2 separate regions of the Mus musculus genome follow, and region 2 is linked to region 1. Evidence: chromatin contacts called from ENCODE Hi-C or POLR2A ChIA-PET data. All regions are on one chromosome and are shown on one strand. The core of a region is the stretch at or near the end of the contact, and the rest is flanking DNA. Distances in the headings are between cores, read along the strand shown.

The links. A loop is a pair of places that touch in the nucleus more often than their neighbours do. ChIA-PET counts read pairs that join two places held with the same protein, here RNA polymerase II (POLR2A).
Region 2: a loop to region 1 is called in a map of gastrocnemius, with 5 times the contacts of the local background. The contact joins the promoter of Pfkm here to the promoter of Asb8 in region 1. A Hi-C loop is called at or near these places in 10 of 37 maps with a recorded cell type or tissue (gastrocnemius, heart and left cerebral cortex). POLR2A ChIA-PET finds 5 or more read pairs at or near these places in 3 of 5 experiments (Patski and embryonic stem cell).

What each region holds. Positions count from the first base shown.
Region 1 is chr15:98,144,107-98,149,185 of GRCm38, reverse strand. It overlaps Asb8 (ankyrin repeat and SOCS box-containing 8), which reads left to right and starts at 3,484. Exons shown (of 4, transcript NM_001170710.1): 1 at 3,484-3,585.
Region 2 is chr15:98,106,320-98,111,258 of GRCm38, reverse strand. It overlaps Pfkm (phosphofructokinase, muscle), which reads right to left and starts at 2,788. Exons shown (of 23, transcript NM_001163487.1): 1 at 2,648-2,788.

The DNA of each region.
Region 1 (5,079 bases), core at 2,235-4,734:
GAAACACTACTTAGACTGTCTGGCAGTTAACACCATCGACTGGGCCCTTCTAAAGGGCACAATTGGAATTAACATGTGGGGAGAAGACCTAAAAGTCTTATGGGATACACAGCATGAAAAACACAAACAAAGAAAAAACAACACCCCCCCCCCAAAAAAAAACTCCTAAATTGCTTCTATTCAAACTAGAAAGGACAGAATCAACTCAGTACAAGGAGCACATAGGGGTGAGATTCAAATGTGAAAAGCACAGGTCATGGAGTGTGGTCAAAATGTGAATTTTGGCTTTTAGCATCTTTTCAAATGTTTTACCTAGGAGCTAGGGCTAGGTTATCTTCTTTGGTTCCTGAACGGAAAAGTAGGTAGACCTTTACTGTTTTCTCTAACAATCAATCTTTTACAGAAAATTCCTTGGGGGGGGGGGAGTAAGTCTAAATTTAGTAATTAGAATATTTCTAATCTAAAAATGTTAGTCATATTCTCAAATCTTCATGCTAAGGTATTAATTCAAGACTGCTCTCTCCTTCCCTCAATGGAGCCCATGGCTGGTGGCCACCAGCCTTCGGCTTTCTCCTAGATTATGACATCTCCTTCCACTCACACCACCAAAGCTCTCCTCCCTGTTAGCCTGCTGCTCTTCCATCTGCTTGTGTAAAAGCAGGAGGAAGCAGGATGCCGGAATGCAGAGGGCTGCTCTTTGGAAGGTCAACAGATGGTAAAAGCTGATTTTTTCCCCCCTTGAGGCCTTTAACTATTCTTTGGAGATTCCCGTCAGCCCTCATAAGTAAATTTGAGAGACATGGAAGTGCTGGTCTACAATAAACTGTGAATTTTAGGCTTCCTTTGTCTGTCCCTAACTTCAGCCTTCTGGTTCCCCCATGCCTCTAGACTGCTTTTTAGGCGGTAGGCAACTCCGTGTTGCCTGCCTGTTACGTGGCCCAAATTTGGTCCAAGGAAATTCTGATATGTTCATTCTCTGCAGCTGCAGCTCTCTCCCGCTTAAAAGCATGAATGATATCGGGGTTATTGACTTGACAATATCAGGGAACACCTTTCAAACTCTCTGGTGCCAAAGAAGCTCATTTGCTTGAGAAGAAAGAAATATTTGGGCGGCAGGTCAGGCGGGAGTCAACAGCACTAGTCTCCCCTTTGAAGCTCTAATAGCTCTCCGTCTATGTGCTCTTGGTTTCGTTTTGGGTAGAACTATTCTTCACCGTGCACCTTGGACATAAAGCCTTGTTGATATGATCATCCTCTGTCTTCCAATCCTTAATGAAAAGGAACCACACTTCATCTCTGTCCCCCGAAAAGCTGAGGCCCTAGGAAGTAAACGCTCAGTAGAAGTCCCGACAAATCTCAAGCAAAGTCTCCAAACACCTCAAGACAACCTGGGTGGGCAGCCTATTTTATTACCACTAGCAAAATGCAATCACTCACACATTTAGAAAATACTGATTTTTTCCCCATAATCTAAAAGCTTTAATATTTACTGCTCAATAAATTTGGGGATTGCGTAGAGGAAAGGAGAGCAACCATCAGGACATAGAATTGTCTTCTCAAAAAAAAAAAAAAATTCCCAGTGCAACAGGAATTAGAGACATTTTTTGAATAGTTTGTCTAAAAAAGAAGAAAACCAAGAACAACATAAAATAGAAAAAAGGACAAAAACAATATTAGATTTTATTTTATTTTTTTGGTTTTTGAGACAGGGTTTCTCTGTGTAGCCCTGGCTGTCCTGGAACTCACTCTGTAGACCAGGCTGGCCTCGATCTCAGAAATCTGCCTGCCTCTCCCTCCCAAGTGCTGGGATTAAAGGCATGCGCCACCACTGCCCGGCTCAAATATTAGATTTTAAATGTGACAAGAAGTCAATGTTTTACAAATAGGCAATGTTATAAAGATTTCATGTTACTATTCTAATTTTTCTGTATGTTTGAATATTTTTATAAAAATATTAAAATTTAAAATTGAGAATCATTATTGTCCTTATCTTTCTTCAGGAAGAAGAAGAAAAAAAAATAGAACAGACACTGTAGGCTTTGCAATTTTATAATGAAGTGCTCTCAAGCTCCATTTTGTAGTACAGTACCATGACGATAGCTATACAGCGGTTTGAAATTGGGCAAGTGAGAAAGCATTTGGGAAGCAAGACTTTGTTTTTTACTTAAAATCAAATTTTCTAGAAATAGAAGGATATTTAAGTATTATTACAGCCAATGAAAGACCCACAATGTGAGGGCTCCCCCACGTTCTGACTCAGGAGAGGCGACACCCCAAAATCACCCACAAGAAACGGGTCTTGCTGCAAATTGCAAGAGGATTTTTATTCAAGAGCGCTCTCGGGCCCATGGTCATACACCACGCAGGGGTAGAGGACCGTGGCGCCCTGAGTAGCTGGGTAAGGGGGTATTTAAAGGAAGAAACCGAAACTTAAGGAAGTGGGGAGGGTGTTGTTGGAAGATACCAAAGATACCAGTTAAGAGTCACAAGGAAGTGTAAAGTTACAAGAGTCACAAGGAATACCTGGTAATTGTTAACTCTCAAGACAGCTTCTAAGAGCCTCTAACAATAGCACATTTGCATTGCAGGTTCTGGTAATGGCCAGGGTGACTTTCTTTGAATGAGCACTCTTTGAACCCAGGAAGCGGGTGGGTAGAGGAATGTTGCTCTCTTTTTTGATTAGCATACCTTTACAAAGGCCACATTCCCAAGCCTGGGCCTAAAGGCCTAGAATTCTGTTTTTACGTTGTTATACTTTCACCAACACTCAAGAAAGATAATACTCGGAGAAATTGAGCGAAATACATCAGTCTCAAAGCCAATGCCCGAACCCTGTACTCTTCCTTCTGTGTTGGGTCATTGAACTACAGCTGGCCCAGAACCTCCGAAGAGAGGTGACTGCCACCCTCCAGGTTACAGTACTTCATCTTGCTAGATCCTTAGACCCTCTGCTGTGTACAAGTGCAAACCTGCTTTTGTTATGTAGTGGGTAAATTCTGAGAGAGAGAGAGGGAGAGAGAGAGAGAGAGAGAGAGAGAGAGAGAGAGAGAGAGAGAGAGTTAGTTCAAATAAGCTGGGCTTCCTCAAATCAAGATTGAGAGGCAGTCACCAGCAGCTTGCTCTGTCAATTATGTGACGCTTGTACTCTGAAATGGATGATGCTAAGCAGAGAAGACGGTGGGGATGTGGTGCCAGGACTGTTTGCAGATATAGACTCTGGGAGGCAGACTAATGGGATGCCCTGGTCCACACAGACGCAGACTTATAAGAATAGGCTTAAAATTCGGGATTTTCCTCCACCATTGGACCAGGACACGAGGCCAGAGGCTAGGAGTGATCTAGCGATCGCGCCCACGTCCTATAAGCAGCGACAGGGGAATGCGTCCAGCTCCTTAGGAAAGTTTTAAGAACCCACCAACGTCCACAGTCTGCGCAGGCGCACTCGGCTCGCTCACACTGGCCTGCGCGCAGGCGCCCACGCACTCGGCCGGCTTGCGCTGTAAACCCCGGGGCTGATGCGAGCCGCTTCTGCTTCCGGGTCACGCCTTGACAGCGGCTTCCCGGACCGATCTGACCCGCGGTTCGGTGAGTGCGGCCGTGAGTGCGGGACGGTGTTGAAGCCAGCCCCCCTCCCCACCCCCAAGTCGGTGCTTCGCAGCCTGTGAACGCCCCTTAGCCGCCTGCCCGGCCTCTGTGCCTCCGGACCCGGCCACCGTTCCCGGCCTTTGCGGGTGGTGGGGGCGGGGGCTGGTCGGCGCCCCGGGGTGCAGGCTGAGACTCCCGGGACTCGCCCGGATTGCTGTGAGCGCCCGGGGGTCCCTGCCGCAAGGGACGCAGCAGCCCTGGCCTTTGCTGCCCTGGCCCCCGCCCCTCTCCGTCCGTCTGTCCGTCCAGACCCGGCAGCTGCGAACCTCCAGCTGTCCGCGTCCTGGGATTGGGAGCCTCCGGCCAGGCCAAGGGTCACCGCGGGGGCGAGGCCGACGCCGGCCCTGAGCAGGGTCTGTTGAGTGTATTTGTGCATTGCTTTAAAAAAAAAAAAAAAAAGTTTTCTGTACATTCCATAGGAGGGAGAAGAAAAAACAGGGCATGGAGCAAACGAGTCACAGCTGAGGGAAGGACCCACCGGGGTCAGATTGCAGGGTTGCTGGCCTCGGGGGCCACAGGGAAGTTGATTATCTTGATCTATCCTGACAGCAGATGCTGTCCTTGCGAAAGGCACACAGTTTCACCTGGAGCTTCAAGGTAGAGTTCTTAGCCTGGAAGCCAGGAACATCCATAAAATGAGTGCAGGGTTTAGTGCCATCTGCTTAATGTACCAGGAACTTACACAACCACATCAGGTCAAGCCTTCTGCTTTGTCCCCTCTGACCAACACCGTTGCTGAAACCCGGACTATACCTTTGCGCCCACCCCACCTCCCAACCCCATGCTTTTTTGTCCCCTTTGTTACAAAGTTTAAGAAAAAAAAAACAGGATTTGCCGAATTCTAAGCCATACCCACAGCCTCGCATACCTTTCAGACAGCTGTTAATGGCTACTGATTAGCAAAAAGAAACTAGAGTTTATACTACATTATCGAATGTATAAAGGGATAACCCATCGCAAATTTGCGCTTCTTAGTAGTTGCATGTGTAATTATATATATATATTCTACAGTAAAGCTTTTGCTTCTGAGTCACACCCTGACAGCAACTTACCTAACCCAGGGGTTTGGTGAGTCCGATCCTGGGTGCTTGATGCTGTGATGCCAATTCAAATATGGATTTAACAAATTTATATTGAGGACCAGCATGTGCCAGGCACTACTTAAAAACCTTCTCATAACCTTTACTCTTAGGGGTGGGGTTGATTTTTTTGTTTGTTTGTTTTTCGAGACAGGGTTTCTCTGTGTAGCCCTAGCTGTCCTGGAACTCACTTTGTAGACCAGGCTGGCCTCGAACTCAGAAATCTGCCTGCCTCTGCCTTCCAAGTGCTGGGGATTAAAGGCGTGTGCCACCACGCCCGGCATTCTTTCCAGTTTTTGATAGGTGCTTTTTTTTTTTTTATAAGGATGCACCACCTCAATAGCTGTTATTTAAC
Region 2 (4,939 bases), core at 1,539-4,038, 37 kb after region 1:
TTAACACTGGAGCTTGCCTTGCCCTTCCTCACTTTGTTTCCTATCTGAGGCTTTGGCCACTTTGGTGTCTACACACACTTTTGCCCAGGCTAACCCACCAATGTCCCTGTCCACTCATCCAACCAACCATACATACATGCATTCGTACATACATACATACATGCATACATACATACCTCACTCCATTTCAAGCCACACCCCCTCACCCTTATTAACCTACTAACTCTTTACTAGCTATCAAAGGGCCAAGAAGCCTTCTTTTTTAATCTCCTGCAAGACACATATTGTTTGGAAATAATAATTGTTCATTTAGCATTTATATACAAGTTTAGTGACACTTTAATTGCTTTCTATACACTATTAGGAGGGTTGGGTTGGGTCAAGGGCCAGCAAACTATAGTCTGTAGGACAGATTCATCCTTTCTCACGTGTTTGCATGATAGCAAACTATATAGGGTCCTTATATCTCAAATGGTTGCAAAAATAGTCTATGACATGAAAAATTATTGAAATTCAAATTCCTGTATAACACACAGGGCACAGTGGTCCTTGCCTGTAGTCTCAGCTACTCCAGAGTCTGAAGCAAGATAACTGATTGAGCTCAAGAGTTCAAGCCCAACCTGGCAACACATTGCAACCCCGTCTCAGAGACACAAAACACAGAAAGCAAAGGCAGAGTCCGAGCTGCCTGCTCATCCTCGTTCTGCGCTCTCACACTGGGGCAGGGACTGGAGCCATGGTCTGGCGCTGTGCAAAGCCTGAAATACTGTGTCCTCTTAGTAAAGTCTCCTGACCACTGGACTGCACTGCTGTTAAGGGTAATTCCTCTATGTGGACTGAAAATTTCTCCGGGGCTGATTATTTTTAATTTACATCCAGTGCTGAAGAAATGACTCAGCAGTGGCTGCTTTCTCTTCCAGAAGATCTGGGTTCAATTCCCAGCACCCGCATGGCAGCTCACGACTCTCTGTTAGTCATCCGCACTGGATGCCCTCGTCTAGCATCCACAAGCATGAGGCATACATGCGGTGCACAAACATACATTCAGACAAAACTTATAGCCAAAAAGAAAAAGAAAACAAGGCCAGTTCTAGAGCTTACGCACTGAAGTTTGTGCACACAGGAAGCTCAGTAACACTTGCTGAAAAGCATCAGTGACCCGATGTACCACAGATGTGTGAAGAGCAGGCTTGGGGTTGGGTGTAGCTCCATAGTCTACTGCTAAAAGCACACTCAGGTCTGGGAATATGCTACAGTTGAACAGCATTTGTAAGGCCCTGGGTTGGATACATCACAGGTAAGGAAAGGAGGGAGGGAGGGAGATGGAATCAGTCTGGATGGCCATAAACAGATTAATGGGTAATGGAAATGTGGTACATGTATGGAATGGAATTTTACTCAGCTATAAAGAAAAAAGCCTAAATTATTGCTTTTTTTTTTTTTTTTAGAAAAATGGATGGATCTACAAAGTGTAGTATTAAGTGACCCAAACTCAGAAAGACAAAAACTACATTTCCTCTGTCTCTCATATGAAGCTCCTACCCTGTAAAGTAGACCTGTATACGCATGAACGGGAGTAAGTGTGGGTAAACCCTTAAAAATTAGAGACGAGACCAAGAGAGATGAGAATAGGTGATGAAGGATGGGGGAGGGGACATGAAAGGAGAAGAGAACAGAGGGGTGCACAGCAAAGTCAGGGGTCACGGGGTGGGTGGGGGAGGTGAGAGAAAAGGAGGGTCTACTAAAACGAAATTTTGTTCTAAAATGTCCCAGAGATAACTAATAGCTCATATGCTAATTTGAAATAAAAAAGCAAATCAAAACACTCAGGCACATGTAGGACTTAGAAAGTGACAAACCGGGAAAGCAACATGAACACACATAAACCTGGCATGCTAACGTCTCGATTTCTGCTGGTCGTGAGAAAGACTACATGATTAGAGAACCCAATGGGAACCCAAAATTTTGGAAAAGAAGAACATTTATCTAACTGTTCTGGCTCTTTTTCCCTGAGGGTTTTTCTTTTATTCCTGGAGTTCGTCACCAGATTGGCTCATCACCTGTAGAAGCCCCCACACTTCCCCATGTCGTGCTTTCAGTGGAAGAGACGAGTTCACCCTACCAAGGTTAGCTGGCCTGTGACAGCGGCTCACGTTCTCCTGAGTTTGTATGTCAAGAGGCACAGGACACAAAAATACATGCAGTTCGTATGCCCCCATACTTCATGGACTCACGGTGACACGCATGTGACATAGTCACTGATGCTAAATATAAATATACAGAATCGTATGTGTGTGAGCTCGCAGGGGGCAGGAGGAACACAGCCTGGAAGCATCATAGGTGCACCAATTTGAACTGGATATGTGCCAGGGGAGGGGTCAGGCAACCAAGTGCAACACAGCCCAGCACCCCTGCCCATGCCTCTGGGATCTGAGCGTGCAAGTGCTGGGCGGTTAACCGAGGGGCTCCGCTTCTTCACGAGTGCCCAGCACCCATCCCCCCTCTCGCCTGCGATTTCGGATGCCTTGTCACGTCTGGCCCTCTGTTCCTTTCCGTCCTCCCCACCGCCTGCTCCCGGCACGGCACGTTCGCTCCCACCTCACTCTTGGCTTCGCCCCTCGCTCTCCACCCAAGGCCTCCCTCTTGCCTTGTAGTTTTAGCTCTCCTCCGCCGCTGCTTTCTTGCAGATTGTCCTTGGGGAAAGGGGGAGGGGAGCTTGGCGAACACGGGGAGGAGCCAGGTGGAGGCAGCCGCGGGAGGAGGAGAGGCTTCCAAACCTCTACAGGCCGAAAATGGCAAGGAGGCTCCGCCTCCCTCTGCTTGCCTCTCTCCTCCTCTTCCTCCACCCCTTAAGAACCCTGATGCCTTGTGGCCGCTGCTTGCATGCTTGCTTCCCGAGCACATCTTTATCTTGGGAGCTAGCTGCTCGTGTGCGTGGTGAGGGTTAGAATTTATCTAGTTGCTAATCTTGTCTCCAACTAAGCCAACTTTTTCTCTCCTGGCTTGTCTGCTATTCCTTGAATTCAAACGTGTGCCACTGTTAAAATCCAACCACAGCAATTGACCACCCCTATCGCGCTTTCAAGGGACATGTTTATCTGGAGTCTGTGTGCCAGGCTTTGTCTTAAGACAGATACCTGCCTTTAAGAAACACAGAACACTGGTATATCTTATACAATAACCTCAAAAGTCTTTCCACGTTTGCATCATTTCTCAGAGAGGAAAGAGGGCGAATCCAGCTTGCATGCTACCACGGACCAAAGAGGGAAAGGCCCCTTCTCAAGTCCGCAGCAGCAGGTTGCAAGAGTCTGGGAGGGAAAAGCTACCTCCCAGAAGATACTTTTGCAGCAGGCGCTCTAAGGAACACTGGGCTGGTGTTCCCTGAGCACCACCAACATCCCCAGCTCACACCCTCTGCTCTGCTGCCTCCCCTCTTGTCTTTGCTTGAATGCTTATCCACAGTCAACTTTACTCTGTGTCCCAGGACCGGCGGATTTCTCTACTGCCCTTTCTTTCTCTGCTAGCTTTGCCTCTGCCATGTACATTCCGGCTGCCAACGATAAGAATGCAAGTGAACCTATAAAACCGAAGGCAGTATTTGCAAATCATGTATCTGATAAAGGACTGGGATGTAGAAGAAAGACCCCTCAGACCTGCCTAGTAACCCCACCCGGTGCTGGTGCGGTCTGCCTTTCTGTACCCTTTCCCCCACCCACCTCCCATCTTCTACCTCTCTCAACCCTCATCTGAGAGTTTCTATTTGTCGTAGGTGGTGATTAACACAGCAACCACAGCTGGACAAAGTGCAACAAATAATAGACCGCACCCCCACCCAGGAGGCCCAGGAATCATTCCCAAGGAAGGGTCAGAAAGAAGGGAAGGGCCAGAGGCAGTGGGAGGCTGCAAGGAAAATTATCTTATGGGCACACCGGGGCAGCTGCAGATATGAATCCAGAGCAGTTTCGACAGCATTTACAAAATCTGTGCAAGCCAAGTCCAGACCATTCCAGCCATGGAGCAAATGGCAATCCTTAGCTGCTGGAGGCAGGGAGAGACAGTTTTCTGAGAGTGTAGCCCCTGATGAGTTGACTCCAGAGGAAGACCACATCCAACATTGTTTGGGCAGCACAGATTGGTCTTAAAGGGTTAAAAGAACACAAAACCGGGTGGGTAGCGAAGGGGAAGAGATTGGGAAAAGCATGGGGAGTGGGGATGAATTTGATCACATATGTATATATGTATGTATGTATGTACACATCAGAGGAGACTCAAACCTCTCATAGAACTAACTTTAAAAATAATAAACTTTATACGCGAATAAAATCCTCTAACAGCTCAGTAGTAAAAAAGACAATACGTTTTAAAATGGGCAAAGGATCTGGACAGATATGTTATCAAAGAAAACACAGTTGGCAAATAAACATACGCAAAAACATTCATTTGTTCTACCACCAGGGAGCTAAGAGACTCTTACCCAGCTATCAAATGGCTCAGATAGGAAGAGATAATATTAAATACAGTGAGACTGCAAGGCCGACCTGAACATTAGTGAACATCGTTCATTGTTGGCAGAATGCCCATTAGTTAAAGGCAACTTAACAGTTTCCAGTCACAGACATGGCCATCACATAACTCTTAAATGAGTTACATCATGCCCTCAAACATATTTACAGCAGCTTTGTTCACTCTTGCCCCAAAATAGAAGCAAGACATCTCTCGAGGTAAATAGGTAAAGAAAGCGTGGTATGTTGATATGACAAAGCACTATTCAACAATAAGGAAAATTAATTATCAAGCCGTGAGCAGACATGGTGGAAGCCTAAATGCACCTTTCTCAGCAAATCAGGCAGTCTGAAAGTGCTACCTGCTATATAAGATTCCAGCTTTCTGGCTTTCTGGAAAAGACAAAACTATGAAAATCAGTGGCTACTTAGGGTTT